4 separate regions of the Homo sapiens genome follow, and all the other regions are linked to region 1. The links are chromatin contacts, found by Hi-C or POLR2A ChIA-PET in ENCODE. All regions are on one chromosome and are shown on one strand. The core of a region is the stretch at or near the end of the contact, and the rest is flanking DNA. Distances in the headings are between cores, read along the strand shown.

The links. Hi-C counts contacts between places; a loop is a spot of excess contacts on that map. ChIA-PET counts read pairs that join two places held with the same protein, here RNA polymerase II (POLR2A). Pooled maps may share reads with other maps.
Region 2: a loop to region 1 is called in a pooled map of ovary, with 1.8 times the contacts of the local background. The contact joins two enhancer-like sites. A Hi-C loop is called at or near these places in 4 of 50 pooled maps.
Region 3: a loop to region 1 is called in a pooled map of heart left ventricle, with 1.9 times the contacts of the local background. The contact joins two enhancer-like sites. A Hi-C loop is called at or near these places in 3 of 50 pooled maps. POLR2A ChIA-PET finds 5 or more read pairs at or near these places in 2 of 52 experiments (GM12878 and activated CD4-positive, alpha-beta T cell).
Region 4: a loop to region 1 is called in a map with no recorded cell type, with 4 times the contacts of the local background. The contact joins two enhancer-like sites. A Hi-C loop is called at or near these places in 1 of 37 single-sample maps with no recorded cell type and 2 of 50 pooled maps. POLR2A ChIA-PET finds 5 or more read pairs at or near these places in 1 of 52 experiments (activated T-cell).

What each region holds. Positions count from the first base shown.
Region 1 is chr16:24,582,167-24,586,947 of GRCh38, reverse strand. No RefSeq gene overlaps it. Among named protein-coding and RNA genes, the nearest start is that of RBBP6, 45 kb to the right of the region's middle. Within about 2 kb of position 1,352, at least 2 of the 41 ENCODE cell types and tissues checked have a DNase peak (open chromatin) inside an H3K27ac peak, as active enhancers do.
Region 2 is chr16:24,950,846-24,955,397 of GRCh38, reverse strand. ARHGAP17 (Rho GTPase activating protein 17) reads left to right here. Exons shown (of 20, transcript NM_001006634.3): 10 at 668-795; 11 at 2,356-2,467; 12 at 3,028-3,109. Among named protein-coding and RNA genes, the nearest start is that of ARHGAP17, 62 kb to the left of the region's middle. Within about 2 kb of position 1,882, at least 3 of the 41 ENCODE cell types and tissues checked have a DNase peak (open chromatin) inside an H3K27ac peak, as active enhancers do.
Region 3 is chr16:24,920,166-24,925,067 of GRCh38, reverse strand. It overlaps ARHGAP17 (Rho GTPase activating protein 17), which reads left to right. Exons shown (of 20, transcript NM_001006634.3): 20 at 4,808-4,902. Among named protein-coding and RNA genes, the nearest start is that of SLC5A11, 77 kb to the right of the region's middle. Within about 2 kb of position 3,652, at least 2 of the 41 ENCODE cell types and tissues checked have a DNase peak (open chromatin) inside an H3K27ac peak, as active enhancers do.
Region 4 is chr16:25,048,231-25,052,689 of GRCh38, reverse strand. No RefSeq gene overlaps it. Among named protein-coding and RNA genes, the nearest start is that of LINC02175, 16 kb to the left of the region's middle. RefSeq lists a silencer at 2,868-3,162. Within about 2 kb of position 3,034, at least 41 of the 41 ENCODE cell types and tissues checked have a DNase peak (open chromatin) inside an H3K27ac peak, as active enhancers do.

The sequences.
Region 1 (4,781 bases), core at 103-2,602:
CCAGGCTAATTTTTTTTTTTTTTCAGTAGAGACGGGGTTTCACTATGTTGGCCAGGCTGGTCTCAAACTCCTGACTCAAGTAATCTGCCTGCCTCAGGCTCCCAAAGTGCTGGGATTACAGGACCTCATCTTTAGAAACACACACACACACACACACACACACACACACACACACACACACACACCAAAAACTTAAATGACAAGTATGTGGGGCCTCAGAGTTGCTTTCTCCTTCAGAAATCTATTCCTCAGAAACAATAACAAAAAATTAGAGCCAACGTCAGTTTTATGTTCTCAGCAAGACTGAAGTGGATTCTACATCTATGTAACTTGATCAAGTTGTCCTAGAAAAGGAGCAGCAAAGGAAGACGGAATGGAGATGAGAGAGGTGGTTTTGAAATGAAAAGTCACAAAGGAGAAACTGAATGGCAGACTGTATATGAAGATCATTGAATTAGGGAAAATAAACTATGATTTATCCAACAGAAAGAAACCTTAAAAAATGATTTAAAAGTTTGCCGAGGGCTGGGCGCAGTGGCTCAAGCTTGTAATCCCAGCCCTTTGGGAGGCTGAGGTGGGAGGATTGGTTGAGCCAGGAGTTTGAGATCAGTCTGAACAATATAAGGGAGATCCCCATTTCTACAAAACAATTAAAAAATTAGCTGGGTGTGGTGGCACGTTCTGTGGTGCCAGTAACTCAGGAGGCTGAGGCAGGGTTGTGGGGATCGCTTGAGCCCAGGAGGTCGAGGCTGTAGTGAGGTGTGATCATGCCACTGCACTCCAGCCTGGGTGGCACAGCAAGATCCAATCTCAAAACAAAAACAAAAACAAAACAAAAAAAGAGAGGCAGAAAAAGGTATATGGAAGACAAATCCCTTAGCTACACCCTACAAACAATCAGAGTCACTAAAAGAAAGAAAAAAATGGTGGTGGTGGTGGTGTTGGAGAAGAAAAAGAAATAATGAAAGACAACTTTCTTAATCTATAGAAAGAACTTAAGTTGATATGGTTGATCAAGGAGCCAGAAATAACCAATCTAGAATGGCCTTGAAAACATAAGCAGCCTAGAAATTTACAGCGTCTTGGGGAAATCTTTGATGTTCTACAGGTTCAATTTTTGCTAAATCTGGCTTGGCAAGCCCCCTGCTGACATTTTAACATGACTGTTAATGACACGGAGTAGGACAGAAATTCCAGCGAAGCATGGTGGATCGAATATTCTTCCTTCCTTCTCCAGAGTGCACTGTAATGATAATAAAAGGTCAAACAAGGCACAAACAGGGAGAGCAGAAGAGGAAATAATCGCAACACATTTTTGAAAGGTGAAATTCATGTGAACAAGGGGTAAGCTGACCAGAAAACCAGAGGTCTGAATCAGAAGCCTAAAAACCAGATGACTCATAACCTAGAAGCCTAAAGTGAATCAGAATATGCAGGCAAGAGAGAACTCTAGGCTGGGTGCGGTGGTTCACGCCTGTAATCCCAGCACTTTGGGAGGCCAAGGCGGGTGGATCATGAGGTCAGGACTTCAATACCAACCTGGCCAAGACGGTGAAACCCCATCTCTACTAAAAATACAAAAATTAGCCAGGTGTGATGCCACACGCCTGTAATTCCAGCCACTCGGGAGGCTGAGGCACAAGAATCGCTTGAACCTGGGAGGTGGAGGTTGCAGTGAGCCGAGATCATGCCATTGTACTCCAGCCTGGGCGACAGAGTGAGATTCCGTCTCAAAAAAAAAAAAAAAATTAGTGGGGCGTGGTGGCACACACTTGTAATCCCAGCTACTCAGGAGGCTGCGGTGGGAGAATCGCTTGAACGCAGGAGGCGAAGGTTGCAGTGAGCCAAGATCATGCCATTGCACTCCAGCCTGGGGGACAAGAGCAAAACTCCGTCTCAAAAAATAAAAAATAATAAAAAAAGAACACTGAAAGCCAGAATGCAGATAGGTCCAAAGGGTTAACACAAAGCAGCACACCTTGGCAGAAGTTAGAGGCTTACTCTCTGGAGAGGTTCAACTAGAGCAGTGGTTCTCAACCTTGGCTGCACATTGGAGTCACCTGGAGAGATTTTAAAAGACTGATGTTCAGACCACCCCACCAGATGTATTAAAGTAAAAACTCTGGGTAAGGTATACAGCCTTCAGTATGTCTTAAAGCTCTCTAAGTAGTCCAAAATATGCAGCCCTTTTGGGTACCAAAGAATAGAAGGACTCTGGACTTGAGGACATCAAGTGGATAGGGGTGCTGTACTGGAAAGAGCAGGATGGAGTCTGTCTATATATACTGAATGGAAGCTTACTTGGCTCCAAAAAATTCCTGGTAGCTGGATTTGTAATTATACTATAGTTTTTCATCCCCATTCTAAAGAGTGGAGGATTCCCCTCTGGAAGAAACTAACCACAAGAAAAAATGCCGGGAAGATCCTCAGTGAAGTGGTACACTCAGATCACTCTATAATAGAACTCTCTTGTCATATCTCACAAATTTCTAACTTGAAGAGCAGAAGAAAACCTCAACAAAATGAATATCTTTACAAGTCCTATTATAGCCATGAAAAAGAATAGAATGTTATGAAAAGGGGAACAATCAGGAAATAAAAAAATAGAACCCTGAGAAATTGTAAATATGGGCCAGACGTGGTGGCTTACACCTGTAATCCCAGCATTTTGGGAGGCTGAGGCGAGTGGATCACCTGAGGTCAGGAGCTCGAGACCAGCCTGGCCAACATGGTGAAACCCTGCCTTTACTAAAAAATACAAAAATTAGCTTGGTGCAGTGGCAGGCGCCTGTAATCCCAGCTACTCGGGAGTCTGAGGCAGGAGAATCGCTTGAACCCAGGAGGCAGAGGTTGCAGTGAACCAAGATTGTACCATTGCACTCCAGCCTTGGAGACAGAGTAAAATTCCATCTCAAAAAAAAAAAAAAAAGAAAGAAAGAAAAGAAAGAAAGAAAAGAAAAAGAAAAAAAGAAATTGTAAATATGCCAGCAGAAGTAAAGAACTGAAGTGTTGAGGAAACGTCACAACAAAAAATATGAGTGGAGGGTGGGCGCACTGGTTCACGCCTGTAATCCCAGCACTTTGGAAGGCTGAAGCAGGTGGATCACTTGAGCCCACGAGTTTGAGACCAGCCTGGGCAACATGGAGAGACCCTACTTCTACAAAAAATAAAAAATTAGCCAGGTGTGGTGCGTGTGCCTGTGGTCCCAGTTATTCAGGAGGCTGAGGCGGGAAGGTCGCTTGAGCCCAGGAGGTCAAGGCTGCAGTGAGCTATGACTGCACTCCAACCTGGTCAAACAAAACAAAACAAAACACAAGAATGGAAAATAGTAGAGGATCAGTCCAGAAAATCTAATATCAAAATAATGAGTCCCAAAAAAAGAAAGCAGAAAAAAATGGAATGGAGAGTATTATCCCACAAGTAATAAAATAATGTTTCCAAGAAAATCATAAAAGACATAATTTCATGAAAGACATGAAAGAAAGGGCTCATAGAGCACTTGGCAAAGTATATTTTAAAAGGGTCGCAACGTCATCATCACAACATTGGATTTTCTAAATGTACCTAGGTTAAAAGGAAGTTACCAAAGAATCCTGGGAGGGGAAAATATTGCAAAAATTGCATATAAATGGATTAGGAGTCAGAATGGCTTGAACGCCTGGTTAGCAATGCCAGAAGCAGGATTATGATAGAGAAATGCCTCCAGGTATGAATGCAAATGATTTCCAGTGCAGAATTCTATGCCCAACCAAACCATAAATCAAGTGTCGGGGTAGAGTAAGAACATTTGTGACATTTTAGGCTCTGAAAAATTTTACCTCCCAGGTACCCTTCCGCAGTAACTTACTAGAGCACATGTCCTCCACCTCAAATGAGGAAGCAAACCTAGGAAGAGAAAGACACAGGATGGAAGGCAAAGATCTAATGCAGAAGAGAGGGCGAGGGGAAGACCCAGGAGCAGGCAGTTTTGGGGTACGTCTAGAGGGCAACCAATCTTTGTTGTTGTTGCCGAGACAAAGTCTCACTCTGTTGCCAGGCTGGAGTGCAGTGGCACGATCTCGGCTCACCGCAACACCTGCCTCCCGGGTTCAAGCGATTCTCCTGCCTCAGCCTCCCAAGTAGCTGGGACTACAGGCGTGCGCCACCACCCCCAGCGAATTTTTGTATTTTTAGTAAAGACAGGCTTTTACCATGTTGGCCAGGATAGTCTCAATCTGACCTCAACTGATCGGCCCATGTTGGCCTCTCAAAGTGCTGGGGTTATAGGCATGAGCCACTGTGCCCAGCCATTTTTTTTTTTTTCGAGATGGATTCTCTCATTCTTGTCACCCAGGCTGGAGTGCAGTGGTGTGATCTCTGCTCACTGCAACCTCCACCTCGCAGGTTCAAGCAATTCTCCAGCCTCAGCCTCCTGAGTAGCTGGGATTACAAGGTGCGTGCCACCACGTCTGGCTAATTTTTGTATTATTGGTAGAGACAGGGTTCCACCATGCTGGCCAGGCTGGTCTCAAACTCCTGACCTCAATTGATCCTCCCACCTCGGCCTCCCAAAGTGCTGGGATTATAGGCATGAGCCACTGGGCCTGGCCCCAATTTTTATTAGATAGGTAGAAAGAAGGTTCTGGAGGGGAATATCCCAAGAAAAAGGGTAAAACTGATGAACACTTATTTGAATATCCTGGGAGGAGGTTTGTTTCCAGTGAGCCATAGAAAATCAAACTTTTGAAACGGGAGTTGATATTAATTCCAGGAAAAACAACATTTTACATGAAAGCAATCC
Region 2 (4,552 bases), core at 633-3,132, 370 kb before region 1:
CTTTCCTGCCATCAGCATAGCCTTCAGCTGCTTTAGGGCTGCAGATGCTGCATTTCTTTCCACTCAGAATTTTTCGGAGCTGTTTGGGGATGCGGTGTTCTGAAGCACTGCATGCCGCGGAGATGTCGCATCTGATGGAGAGTAACTGCAACGTGGAGAGTTCACGTTGGCCATCTCCAGTCTTGTATGACAGATACTTAACTTGTGTTTGAAATTTTCAGAGATCATTTCCATTTTTGCATAGCAAAGAATCTATTTCTTGTCCTCTAGCTAGAAGGCTTTGCATGGCTAGAATAAATTTCTTTTCAACGAAACGGTATGCTCTGGCAAATCTTCCTTTTGGTTCAAGGCAGCCCACTAAACCCGCTGGCGTGTGTTGATGAAGTGTGGTGCAGGTGCAGCGTGCCACTGCAGCTTCTGGGCAGCCTGAGTTGGTGCCATCTAGGTACGCTCAGGCTTCTGTTCCACAAGTAACCGCCCCAGCCTGGTCCATAGTTTGCTGCTCCAGTAGATGGCAAATAACAAAAGCAAATAGAACAGATGTATCCCCTCTTGCACAGCCTCACCTACCAGTCGGCTAGAAAAGCCCATTGGGTAGTTGGGGAGAAAATAGCTTGGTAATGCCGTGAGTTTGTTGGGTGTCTAACTGAACAATTTGCTGCTCTAGATAAGTGGGCGGAAAAACCAGCCTTTGGGACTCCCCTAGAAGAACACCTGAAGAGGAGCGGGCGCGAGATTGCGCTGCCCATTGAAGCCTGTGTCATGCTGCTTCTGGAGACAGGCATGAAGGAGGAGGTGAGGGGAGCTTCGTGATCCTGTGCACCAAGTCTCCATGCCCCTTGTTGTACCCAGAGCACCATGCTCCCCGCCAGCCCCCTGTCCACCCCTGCTTAGTTATACAGCCATTGTCCGTTTTGTGTAGAACAGTGGCTTTCAAGCTTTTGTCACCATGATCCATATTTTAAATTGCAACCCTGTTCCCTATGATACCTATCTGTCTATGAATGAAACAAAGGTTTTACAAAACAATGTTTACCTTTCCTGATTGTGGTACACCCTGACCTCTTTGTGTCCTGTTTGATTGTTTCATTTAAAACTCTGGTTGTGATTTGTGACAATAGATTTCGTGACGCACTAATGGGCTAAGGAGCTTTAGTTTACATTTGCATAGTATTATGCAGTTTTTTTGGTTGGAGGTCATTTACATACTTAATTTTACAGGATTCTTACCCCAAACCCCCCATGAACCAAATAAGGGAGTTTTTATTACTCTTCTTGTATAAATAAGGAAGTCAGCATGCAGGGAGTTTACTCCAGGTCAGAGCTAGAATCAAAATGCAAGGCTTTTTTTTTTTCCTTTTTAAAGCTTTGTATTGAAATAGAACGTACATACAGAAAAGCATACATATCATAGGTGTACAGCTTGATGTGCTTGCATGACTAAACCCACCCATGGAGTCGGCGCTCAGATCAAAGAACATCCCGGAAGCCCTCCTTGTGTTTGCTTCCAGCCACTCCCCTTCTAACAGCCTACATTGGTGCTTCTTGTCTGGGGCCAGATTTGCTCCCCAGGAGACATTTGTCAAGGTCTGGAGGTATTTTGGATCATCACAACTGAGAAGAGGAGGTGTTACTGTCATCTAGTAGTAGAGGCCATGTGTATTCGTCCATTCTCACACTGCTGTAAAGAACTACCTGAGCCTGGGTAATTTATGACGAAAAGAGCTTTACCTGACTCACAGTTCCACAGGCTGTACAGGAATCGTGGCTGGAGAGGCCTCAGGAAACTTACAGTCATGGCGGAAGGGGAAGCAGGCAGTGTTCACGTGGTGGAACAGGAGGGAAAGAGCGAGCATGCGCACAAAGGGGGAGTTGCTACACACTTTCAAACAACCAGATCATGTGAGATCTCACTCACTATCACAAGAACAGCAAAAGGGAAATCCACCCCCATGATCCAGTCACCTCCCACCAGGCCCTGCCTTCAACACTGGAGATCATACTTCCACATGAGATTTGGGTGGGGACACAGAACCAAACCATATCACCATGGATTCTGCTAAACATCCTACAGGGCACAGGACAACCTCCAACAAAAAATCATCCAGCCTAAAATGTCCATAGTGCTGAGGTCAAGAAACTCTGCCCAGATTAATTTTCTTCCTGCCTGTCCCTGTGCTTGGGTGCGTGCTCAGCCCTCATCATTCCTCCTGACAGCCCTGCAGGGCAGGCAGTAACACTGCTTTCATAGACAGGAGGTGAGCGGAAGTCAGGAAATACCCATCAGAACACACTGCCACTTAGTCTGAGTGTCCCAACCTGCACTTGATGCTGATGGCTTTTCATTATCTTTAGGGCCTTTTCCGAATTGGGGCTGGGGCCTCCAAGTTAAAGAAGCTGAAAGCTGCTTTGGACTGTTCTACTTCTCACCTGGATGAGTTCTATTCAGACCCCCATGCTGTAGCAGGTGAGCGCCAAAGAGTGTCTGCAAATCAAGTCACCCTCAAGGCGGTGGGCAGGTTCTGTCTCAGACAGATGGTCAGTTAAAATCCAATTTCAGTTACAGGTTTAAGTGACAAAACCGAAGTGGCTCTTGCTACAATTCCTTAGTGTATATACAATGTAATGTACACTGTGTCTTCTTTACTCCTTTTCTGTTTTTCTATTTTGATGATTAAAAGAGAGAGTAGCTTATAATGCAAATATTTGGAGACATATTTGTATTTTCTTCCCATCTTTCACAGTCTCCCCCCACCAAATTCCTTTCTACCTGGAGAAATTATGTCTGTTAAGGGGATGACTTTAAAACTAATTTTATTTGTAATTGATCTCTTAAAACTTTTTTTTTTCAGAGATTGAATTTGTTTTATGAACATTTTAGTCTCTAACAACTCTTGCCAACTTATGATTTGTTATGTACACCTTGGAAGATCGTTATTGAGATCATTTCAATTTGCAAAATAATATGTCCCAAGATTCCTAGCCTTACCCCTTTTTCATACTCAAAGAGAGTGTTAATGATTTCAGGTGCTTTAAAATCCTATTTACGGGAATTGCCTGAACCTTTGATGACTTTTAATCTGTATGAAGAATGGACACAAGTTGCAAGGTAAGTTTAAAGAACACAGAGTTGTAAATGTTAAAGGGAATGAAGTGATATTGTGCCCTATTTGCAAATCATTTTATTCTCAGGGATCATAAGATTAAAATAGCGTATTTGTTAAATAATACATGTCTCAGCTCTTATTTATGTTTAGAATAAAAATATCAAGTATTATAATTATTAGTGTAGGAAAGTCACCACGTAGGCATTGGTTTAAATTTGTGTTATTTAGGTGGATGAAGACATAGAGTGGTACCCACATTAATGGATTTGCAAATTTCCAGCCCCCTTTATGTTGAAGAAAGCCCTGTAACTGGGGATAGGGGTCATACTGACCCGTGGCAGTGTGCCTTTTGAGCTGTGTGCAGTCTCACCTGTGCGATAATACAGTTGGCCTTTAAACAGCATGGGGATTAGGGGCATTGATACCCTACATAATTGCAAATTCAAGTATACTTTTAACTCCCTCAAAACAACTAATAGCATACTGTTGACTGGAAGCCTTACTGATAACCTAGTCAATTAACACATATTTTGTATGTTGTATGTATTATATACTGTATTCTTACAATAGATAAGCTAGAGAAAAAGTACTATTAAGAAAATTGTAAGGAGGAGACAATCTGTTTACTATTCATTAAGGGGAAGTGGATCATCTTAAAGGTCTTCATCCTTGTCTTCATGTCGAGTAGGTTGAAGAAGCAGAGAAAGTGAAGGGGTTGGTCTTCCTGTTTCAGGGGTGGCAGTTCATCTGTGAGTTTTTTCAGATTGTCCGAGATCTCCAGGAATTTTCCTATATGTTTATTGAAAAATTTGCATATAAGTGGACCTTGTGTTGTCAGCTGTATAATGATGACATTAATATTTACTGAGCATTTTCTTGTGCTAAGTACTGTGCTCATCTTTGTAGCTATTACCTCCTGTAATCTTTAATTAACGTTATAAAAGGCAGATGATGTTGTGATCCACATTTTACAGAGAGGAAACTGAGGCTTGGGAGGGAACAGGGCCAGGAGAGTAGCAAGTAATTGGCAGAGCTAGAATTCAAACCAGACAGACCCAAATGCTATATTCCTCTACTTCGTCCCTTTCCCTCCACCCTCAGCTTCAGTCTGTCTAGGAACAGATGATTTTAAGCAGGACAGCTTTGTTTAAAAAGCCTAGAGGCTTCTGCTTGGCTGGCCAGCCCACCTCCTCGTCTTTTTTCTCATGGCGCTGACTCCCCTCCTCTCCAGAGTGCCTACTCCTCACCACTAAGGGAAGAGGAACAAATCTCACCTCTGTTCTGTCCTCTTCCCCGTCTACGGACACTGCCCCTGTTCCCTGCAGGCAGGCCATGATCAAATAAGAGCCACTTATTTCTGATCAGTTACACTTCAGTGGATGTGAGTCCATCGCTTGTGTCTTTAACCAGGTTTTGCATTTGAGCTTTTTTCTTTTTTTTTTTTT
Region 3 (4,902 bases), core at 2,403-4,902, 340 kb before region 1:
CCTCTTTCCCAAAAGAGTTGTGTATATCCTTGGGTGAGGATCCTGAAAGTGAAGACATTATCTGAGGAAATAATGGTTTGGGTCTTAAACACTCTGGTTAGAGCTAAGTTTATATGACAGGTATTACATTGTAAAAAGGAGAAAAAGGTTATTTTAGAAAGACACCTGTTAGAACCTGCTTTTTTTTTTATTTTTTTTTATTTTTGAGACTGAGTCTTACCCCGTTGCTCAGAATGGAATGCAGTGGTGCGATCTCAGCTCACTGTGACCTCCACCTCCCAGGTTCAAGCGATTCTCCTGCCTCAGCCTCCTGAGTAGCTGGGATTACAGGCACTCACTACCGTGCTCGGCTAATTTTTGTATTTTTAGTATAGACGGGGTTTCACCATGTTGGCCAGGCTGGTCTTGAACTCCTGACCTCAGGTGATCTGCCTGCCTCGGCCTCCCAAAGTGCTGGGATTACAGGCATGAGCTACCACACCCAGCCAGAACCTGCTTTCTAAAAGCACCCTAAACCTCTTTGGTTGTGAATTTATATATTCTCTGCCTTCCAAGGGCTGGTCTTTGAGGATATTGCTTGGAACTAAGTTCATACAGTAGATATTTTATTTAAAAAAAAAAAAAACAGAAAAGAGACCTCCAATAAAAGGTTTCTTTTTTGTCTGATTTTTTGCTTTTTTTTAATTTTGAAATATAATACTTGTCATATAAACTTAGCTCCAAGCAGTATGCTCAAAGACCAGCCCTTCTTGGAATGCAAATAATATATAAATTCATAGCCAGAGACGTTTAGAGGTGTTTAAAGAAAACCAGGTTCTTACAAGTGTCTTTCTAAAATAACCTTTATCTCTTTTTTACAACAATCAACCAGAGTGTTTAAGACTCAAACCGTTCACTGGTGAAGGAAGGCATTCCCTGAGACTCTAGGTCTGAGAAGAGGGATGGGTGGTGGAGAGGGGGAGGGAGTTTATTCGCCCTGCAGTTGTGCCTGCACCACTTACTTTCAAGGGCATATTTGGATCTGTTACTTGTCAAAGTGGCTATCAGAATCACCTTGGACTTCTTGAAGGGTGAGTTCACAACCGAGAAAGCACATATTCAAAATTGTTGAAGTAATAAGTAAATCTTCTAGAACCTTACCCTCAGTGATAACATTCCACTTCTAGCTCTTAAATACCCACTTCTGTTTCCTGGATGAGATACTCAGTGCAGGAAGGAACCTGGGTTACATTTGTCAGAGCCCCAAATCTGAGATGAACTGTATCAAGTTCTGCCTTTGGGCTGAGGCTGGTTACTGGAGGTCATCCTCTGTTTCTCTCTTTTTTTTTTTTTTTTTTTTTAAAAAAAAGAGAGACAGGGTCTTGCTCTGTTGCCCAGGCTAGAGTGCAGCGGTGTGATTCCAGTCCACTGCAGCCTTGACCTCCTGGGCTCAAGCGAATCTCCCAAGTAGCTGGAAGGTGGAACTAGAGGCATGCACCACCACACCCGGCTAATTTTTGTGTTTTTCTTATAGAGACGGAGTCTCATGTTGCCTGGGCTGGTCTCGAACTTCTGGGCTCACACCATCATCCCACCACGCCCAGCCTATTTTGTTTTTTTAAATACAATATCTTTTGTATGAACTTAGCTCCAAGCATATGCTCAGAAACCAGCCCTTCTTGGAGTGCAGTTAATATACGAGTTCATAGCCAGAAAGATTTAGAGGTGTTTCAGACAAACCAGGTTCTTACAGGTGTCTTTCTGAAATAACCATTTTCTCCTTTTTACAACAAACCAGAGTGTTTGTAAGACTGAAACAATGATCTTGGATAATGTCTTTGAAGGCCCTCACCCAGGGATTTACAGACTCCTCTGGGGAGGAGGGAAAATGTAATGCGAAGAGCCAGAGTGCAACCAATCTGGCTTTGATCCTCTTTGGTCCACACTGGCTGTGTCACCTTGGGCAAGGAATAGAGCCTCTGAGTCTCCCTTTCTTATTTCTGCTGCCTTAGGATTAGTTAGTGGGGGTTCAGTGAGACGATGTAATAAAGTGTGGGTGTATAGTACAGTCTCTGGTGTAAGTAAGTGCTCTATAGTAATGTCAGCTACTGAGGCTGGGTGTGGTGGCTCATGCTGGTAATCCCAGCACTTTGGGGAGCCGAGGTGGGAGGATTGCTTGAGGCCAGGAGTTCAAGACCAGCCCAGTCAACATGGTGAAACCTTGTCTCTACCAAAAATAAAAAAAATTAGCCAGGCATGGTGGCGTATGCTTGTAGTCCTAGCTACTCGGGAGGCTGAGGTGGGAGGATCAGTTGAGCCCAGGAGGTGGAGGCTGCAGTGAGCTGAGATTGCACGACTGCACTCCAGCCTGGGCAAAAGAGCAAGACCCCATCTCAAAAAAAAAATTTTTTTTTTTAATGTTAGCTACTGTGATGAAGTCTCTTTCTGAAAACTGGTTCTGTACAGGTTGCCGTAATTCTTTCTACTTTTTGTGTGTAAACAAAGTCATTGTTTCTTTCAGGGACTGATTCATGTAGGAATAGAGAGGGGCTGGGGAAACCAGATGGGGCAGGTGGGCGGCAGAGTAAGGGATTTCCTTTATGCCCCAAAACACATTTTTTCCCCTTGAATTAATAATGTGTGTGGATCATAAATAGAAAAATTCAGAGAGGCACAAATCTAAAAATTATGTATATGTGATGTATAAGAAAAAGAGAGCAGCTGTGGAGGGGCTTGGTGGCTGATAGGCGTTAGCTTGCATGTGAATACAGATATTAACAAGTAGAAATCTCATCCGTATACACAGTGCCTTTGCATCATGCATTCCCCGCCAAGTCATGTCGGTTCCATAGTTTCTGGTAAACTCTGGGCTGAGAAGAGACACGGGCTGGTAGCCCCTTCTGTTTTTGGGGGCCAAGATAATGGGGAAAGGATTGCATTTGCAGTGATTTTCTTATACGTCGTCTTCAAGTCACAGCTACTTCTTTGCCTGAGGATGTAAGAATGGAGGATTGGAAAGATGGTTGCTCTAGATGACTCTTCATGCATCCATCCAACCATCCAAGTGTGCAGCTACAAAATTTCTTGAACATCTGCTATTTGCCGGTCACTGTTTTAGGTACTGAGGATACACTGTGAACAAGACAGACACAGTCCCTGCCTTCGTTGACTTCTGTTCTGCTTAGGACAAATCCAAGACAGCCCCTATTCTGTGCATACAGACCACCTTTGGCTGCACCATAGGCTGGTGCAGTTCTGCACAGTGTCATTGGTTTTATAGTTATCACAAGACCTGAATTGTCTGAAATGACATTCAGCACCTGAACTCTTTGACACTTTGGCACCTCCATAAATCTAGAAATTTCTCTGAGTTGTGGTGCATAGGAAACCTTGAGGGACAACCCAGGAGTAACTGTGAGAAAAAGGGTGTCCCAGGGAGTAAATAGATCTCACAGCTCAGAACTGTAGGGACAGGAAGGTGGAAGGGGTAGGAGCTGGAACAAGTCTCCAAGCAGTGAGCTTCCCCAAAGTGCACCAGCGTTTTCAAGCTGTGCCTGCGTAGACGGGAGCAGGTCGAACAGAAATATAGTCAAAACTAGCTCCCGTCAAGGACAGACAGGATGTCATTTTGCACCACAGCAAGTAGGGGAAAGCAGCTCTCAAGCCTAACTGTGAAACGCCCCCACAAACCACCTCCTCCTCCCACTCCCTCACTGCTGCCTGCCATGGCTACCTCTAACGCAGCAAAGCAAAACTACAAAACATCTCTCTTCTCTCTTACACCAGCCCTAAAATACCTAATGAGGCTCTCATAATTTGCCAGAACCCACATCTACGAGAGAAGCCAGCCCTTTTGTCTTAATTAGGATCCCCTTGGTCTGCCCACTTGACCGTGGGCTTCATTGAGGCTGTGCCTGTCTTGTTCAGTGCTGCGTCCTCAGCAGGTAGAATGGTGCCTGGCACCTGGGAGGTGCTCAGTAAATATTTGTTCATGCATAAATGAATCTGAGACCCACTGGCCTCTGGGAAGAGCATAGGAGAGGGGGACAACAGCATGAGGACCATATGTTTGCCATCTTGCTGAAGGAATTTCAGCCAACATAATAAGACATGAAAATGGCATTCGAGGTGTATTAGACAGACAAGGGGATGTTAGTGTTTGCAGGAGACTTGGTCTGCCTCAGTGATGTCAGTCAGCAGTGATTGTGATTCCCCAGGGGACACTCGGCAGCATCTGGAGACATTTTAGTTTAAACTTCCCCAGTGATCTGTGATGTACAGGAGACACTTTCGGTTGTCACACTGGGGGAGGAGGCTGCATGTCACTGGCATCTGTTGGGTGACACCTACAATGCACAGGACAACCACAACAAATAATTCAGGCCCAAATGTTGCTGGTGCTGAGGGTGAGGTCCTAGTGTTAGTAACAGGAGGAAAACCCAGCAGTCTGGAGGAGAGACCTCTTCCCAGGGCAGCCCAGGGGCCATCAGGAGGGTTCATCTCATGCATTAGAGGTCTTGGGAAGAATGAGGCTTCCTTTCCTCCATCAAAGCAAGCAAATCCTTTAAAAGCTGCATCTCCAAGGGCTGCTCCGGGCTCATAGCAAGCAACGTCGGAGCCCAGAGGCAAGGCTGTGCTACTCAGCTGCCCTCTGGGGTCACAAAGGCTTCACTTGGCTTCTAAGAGCTGATGAGGCCTCTCGCAAGGGACCCTGTGTGCATGGGCTGACCCTGAAACTTCCCAGCCTCTCTTCTTCTCAGAGCACCCTCAGGTGGCCTCTCGGGGGTTACCCCTCATTGATACCATGTCTCCTCGTGTTTTTGTCCAGACTCCAATTCCAGGGTTTCAGAACCGCATCGCAGCATCTTTCCTGAAATGCACTCAGACTCAGCCAGCAAAGACGTGCCTGGCCGCATCCTGCTG
Region 4 (4,459 bases), core at 1,785-4,284, 460 kb before region 1:
ACCCCAGCCTGGGTGACAGAGCGAGACGGTCTCTAAAATAAACTAGGAGAAATAACTAACATGTCACAAAATACTAACATCTTTACATTATGAAGGACTCTTAAAAACAAATAAATAAAAAACCCTAAAATCCCAGAGGAAAAAATTAAGACAAAAGGCAAACTTGGGGGCAGTTCACAAAAGAAACACAACAGATCAATGAACACACCAAAAGCTCAGCCTTATCAATAATGTAAAAAACCCGAAATGAAAGTAAAAACAGAGAGTTATATTTCTCCTATCAAATTGTCAACAAAAGTATTGTTTAATCTAACTTGGCATTGGCCAAGACGAGGAAGAGGGTGCTTGAGCTGCCCGAAGCTTAAACTGGCACAGTCATACTGCAAGGCACTGCGACGACAGGTACAAAAAGCCTGAAACACACACATATACAATGACCAAATGATCCCATCTAAAACTGAACACAGAGTTACAGTATCAGGTGAACCAACCCGATTATTGTTTGTATGTATAGGATGTTCCCAATTTTGTTAAATGATGTATACACACGCAAGGCTGCCCACAGCAGACACCAAAGTGTTAATACACTGTTATCTCTGCACCTTCCACGAGGCTGCACATCCAGTTCTGCCTGTCAATTTCCATTACACATCTCTGCTCACAAAACCCAGAGAATATCACTTCTATTTTTATATCCTGATTTCATATTTAAAGCCCGGATTCAAAGAACCAAACGTCTCAGATGTGGAAAGACCTCAGAGATTTTCCCACTCTTCTTTCAATCCACAAATGCTTTCAGTTTCCATGACATTCACATGCTGCCTGTTCAAGTTACTGTGTTTTTAAATCACTCACTTTTTAAAAAACACTCAGGTCAAATGTGCTGCCCAATATTTTCTGCTAGCACAATGCTGTAATAAATATCTATTAACATGTAAAACATCTGTGTACCACCCAAAACCATCTCACATTCCTCCCACGGGAAACACTGATCTGGTCCAACCACCTACTCATTCAAGAAGCATTTACTGACTGAGTCCTATCTCCAAGAGCTCAATTGGAACAATGGGTCCTTCTGAAAGGTGTGAAATCCCCTCCAATAGCCATTTCCTCATCTGAGGCTTCAGGGAATGAGACGGGGCCTCCCCATTCACCCAGCTTATAAGGATCAAGCTGGAGCCTCATTTACTTCTTTAAGTGACACCGTGTGCTTACTATGTGCCAGGCATTATTCCAAATGCTTGACAAATATGAACACACACAAACCTCGTAGGACCCTACAAGGCAGACTCAGCTTTATAGATCTAGGTTGAGGCAGTTTCCTCAGCTGCGGAACTTAATTCTATTAACTAGGTAACTGAAGGTTTAATGTATGTTTTCCTTCCTTTTTTTTCTTTTCTTTTCTTTTCTTTTCTTTTTTTTTTTTTTTTTTGAGACAGGATCTCACTGTGTTGCCCAGGCTAGAGTGCAGTGGTGTGATCACAGCTCACTGCACCCTCAACCTCCCTGGGCTCAGGTGTCTCTCCCACCTCAGCCTCCCAAGTAGCTGGGACTACAGGCACACACCACCACACCCAGCTAATTTTTGTATTTTTTGTAGAGATGGGGTTTCATCTTGTTGCCCAGGCTGGTGTTGAATCCATCCACTGCCGCTTCCCAAAGTGCTGGGATTAGAGACGTGAGCCATAATGTGGGTTTTGAAACATACCCACCTGGATTTAGATGTTCCTACCCCTGAACATTTGTTTTATCCCTCATAACACTTGAGTTGTTTAAATGATATGCGTATGTGTACGTGTGTGTATCTGTTTGTGCGCATAAAGTCATGTGTTGCTTAACAATGGGGATGCATTCTGAGAAATGCATTCTTAGGTGATTTCGTTGTACAGACAGCACAGAGAGCACTTACGGAAACCTAGATGGTACAGCCCACTACACACCCAGGCTACATGGTATAGCCTATTGCTCCTGGGCTACAAATCTCTACAGCACATTACTGTATTGAATAATGAAGGCAACTGTAACACAATGTTAAGTATTTGTGTATCTAAACACAGCTAAACATAGAAAAAGTACACTACAAATACAGTATAAAAGGCTAAAAATGATCCACCTCTATAGGACACCTGCACTGAATGGAGTTTACAGGGCTGGAAGTTGCCCTGGGTGAGTCAGTGAGTGAGGGGTGAGTGAGTGTGAAGACGCAGGACATTACACTGTGTAAACTTTAAAAGCAGTGTATGCTAGCCAGGCACAGTGGCTCACGCCTGTAATCTCAGGACTTTGGGAGGCTGAGGTGGGCAGATCACAAGGTCAGGAGTTCGAGACCTTCCTGGACAACATGGTGAAACCCCGTCTCTTCTAAAAACACAAAAAATTAGCCAGGCATGGTGGCACATGCCTGTAATCCCAGCTACTCAGGAGGCTGAGGCAGAAGAATCGCTTGAACCTGGAAGGTGGAGGTTGCAGTGAACTAAGATCGTGCCACTACACTCCAGACTCTGTCTCAAAAAAAGAAAAAAAAAAGAAAAAAAAAACTAAGACACAATCACATACATTATCCTAGGCCTACACAGAGTCAGCACCATCAATATCACTCTCCACCACCTCTACATCTTGTTCCCCTGGAAGGTCTCCAGGGGCAATAACATGAATGGAGCTGACATCTCCCAAGATAATGATTTCTTCTTCTGGAATATTTCCTGAAGGACCTGCCTGAGGGCTTTTACAGTTAACTTTTTGTTAATAAGTAGTTGCTCTGGGTGAGTCAGCAAGTTGTTATTCTAAAATAACAATAAAAAGTACAGCATAGTAAATACATAAACCGTTAACACAGTTTTTTATCATGATCAAGTTTCATGTATTGTACATAATTGTATGTGTTACACTTTTATAGGACAGGCTGCACGGTAGGTTTGTTTACACCAGCATCCACATAAGCTCATGAGTGATGTACCGTGCTAAGACATTAGGACAGCTACGTCACTAGGTGATAAGATAATAGAGCTGAAAAATTCCCGTGGGACCGCCACCACCATATATGCGGGCAGCTGTTACCCGAAGGCATCACTGTACATGTATTTGAGATTGCAAAATTCAACTATGTTCAGCATTAAAATCTCAGATTTAGAATTTCAACTGCATGCTGCTTGTGGTCTGTAAGATATGGCACTACCTCCAACTTTAATTCTATTGTTCTTTTATACCTTTTAGTTTCATTTTTAGTTTCTATTTCCTGTTGGTTTTATTATTGGTTTATAAACGGAAGGCAGGAAGCAAAATCTTTTTTTTTTTTTTTTTTTTTTGAGACAGACTCTCATTCTGTCGCCCAGGCTGGAGTGCAGTGGCATGATCTTGGCTCACTGCAACCTCCATCTCCGGGGTTCAACTGATGCTCGTGCCTCAGCCTCCCGAGTAGCTGGGATTACAGGCACCCACCACCATGCCCGGCTAATTTTTGTACTTTTAGTAGAGACGGGTTTTCACCGTGTTGCCCAGGCTGGTCACAAACTCCTGGCCTCAAGTGATCCGCCCGCCTCAGCCTCCCAAAGTGCTGGGATTACAGGCATGAGTCACCACGCCTGGCCAGGAAGCAAAGTCTTAAGGGCAAAAGACGCTGTACTGAAACAGAGCTAGGCTTCGTCTCCCTTCCTCCTTTCAGGGCTGTTGCTAGTATACAGCTAATGTGCCAGGACTTAAATAGTAGCTGGGATTACAGGCACCCACCACCATGCCCGGCTAATTTTTGTATTTTTAGTAAAGACGGGGTTTCACCGTGTTGCCCAGGCTGGTCACGAACTCCCGACCTCAAGTGATCCGCCCGCCTCAGCCTCTCAAAGTGCTGGGATTACAGGCATGAGTCACCACGCCTGGCCAGGAAGCAGTCTTAAGGGCAAAAGACGCTGTACTGAAACAGAGCTAGGCTTCGTCTCCCTTCCTCCTTTCAGGTCTGTGGCTAGTATATAGTTAATGTGCCAGGACTTAAATGCTGAGTCACCTAAAAAGCTGAGCCTCAATCCTCAATAACCAGGAAGACTCATATAGGCTGCAATTCCCTTCCAGAGGAGACTGCCCGTGTTGCCTTTTGCTTTCATCTAATGTCTCTTTACTTTACAAAGAATAATATGATCTAAAATCTGTCTCTGTTGTAAGCAGTCACTGAATATTGGGCAAAGCATAAATGGCAAAGGGAGCAACATTCACACGAAGGTAAAAGAAATGGGGAAACCCAATCAGAAAATTCTCTTGGATCAATGTTCTGTATCTAACTCAACAAAAAGCCAGTAAATACAGAATATCATGCAAGATGCCACAGACCTGAGTAATACCAAAGTACTTTGGGAAAAGAATAAAACCCTTACCACGTATTGCAAATATTATATGGTTTGCCTGTACATTTTCTTAATGTATTTATTTTTCCTTTGTAGTAAGTGCATTTTGTGTTCTACTCACAAAATAT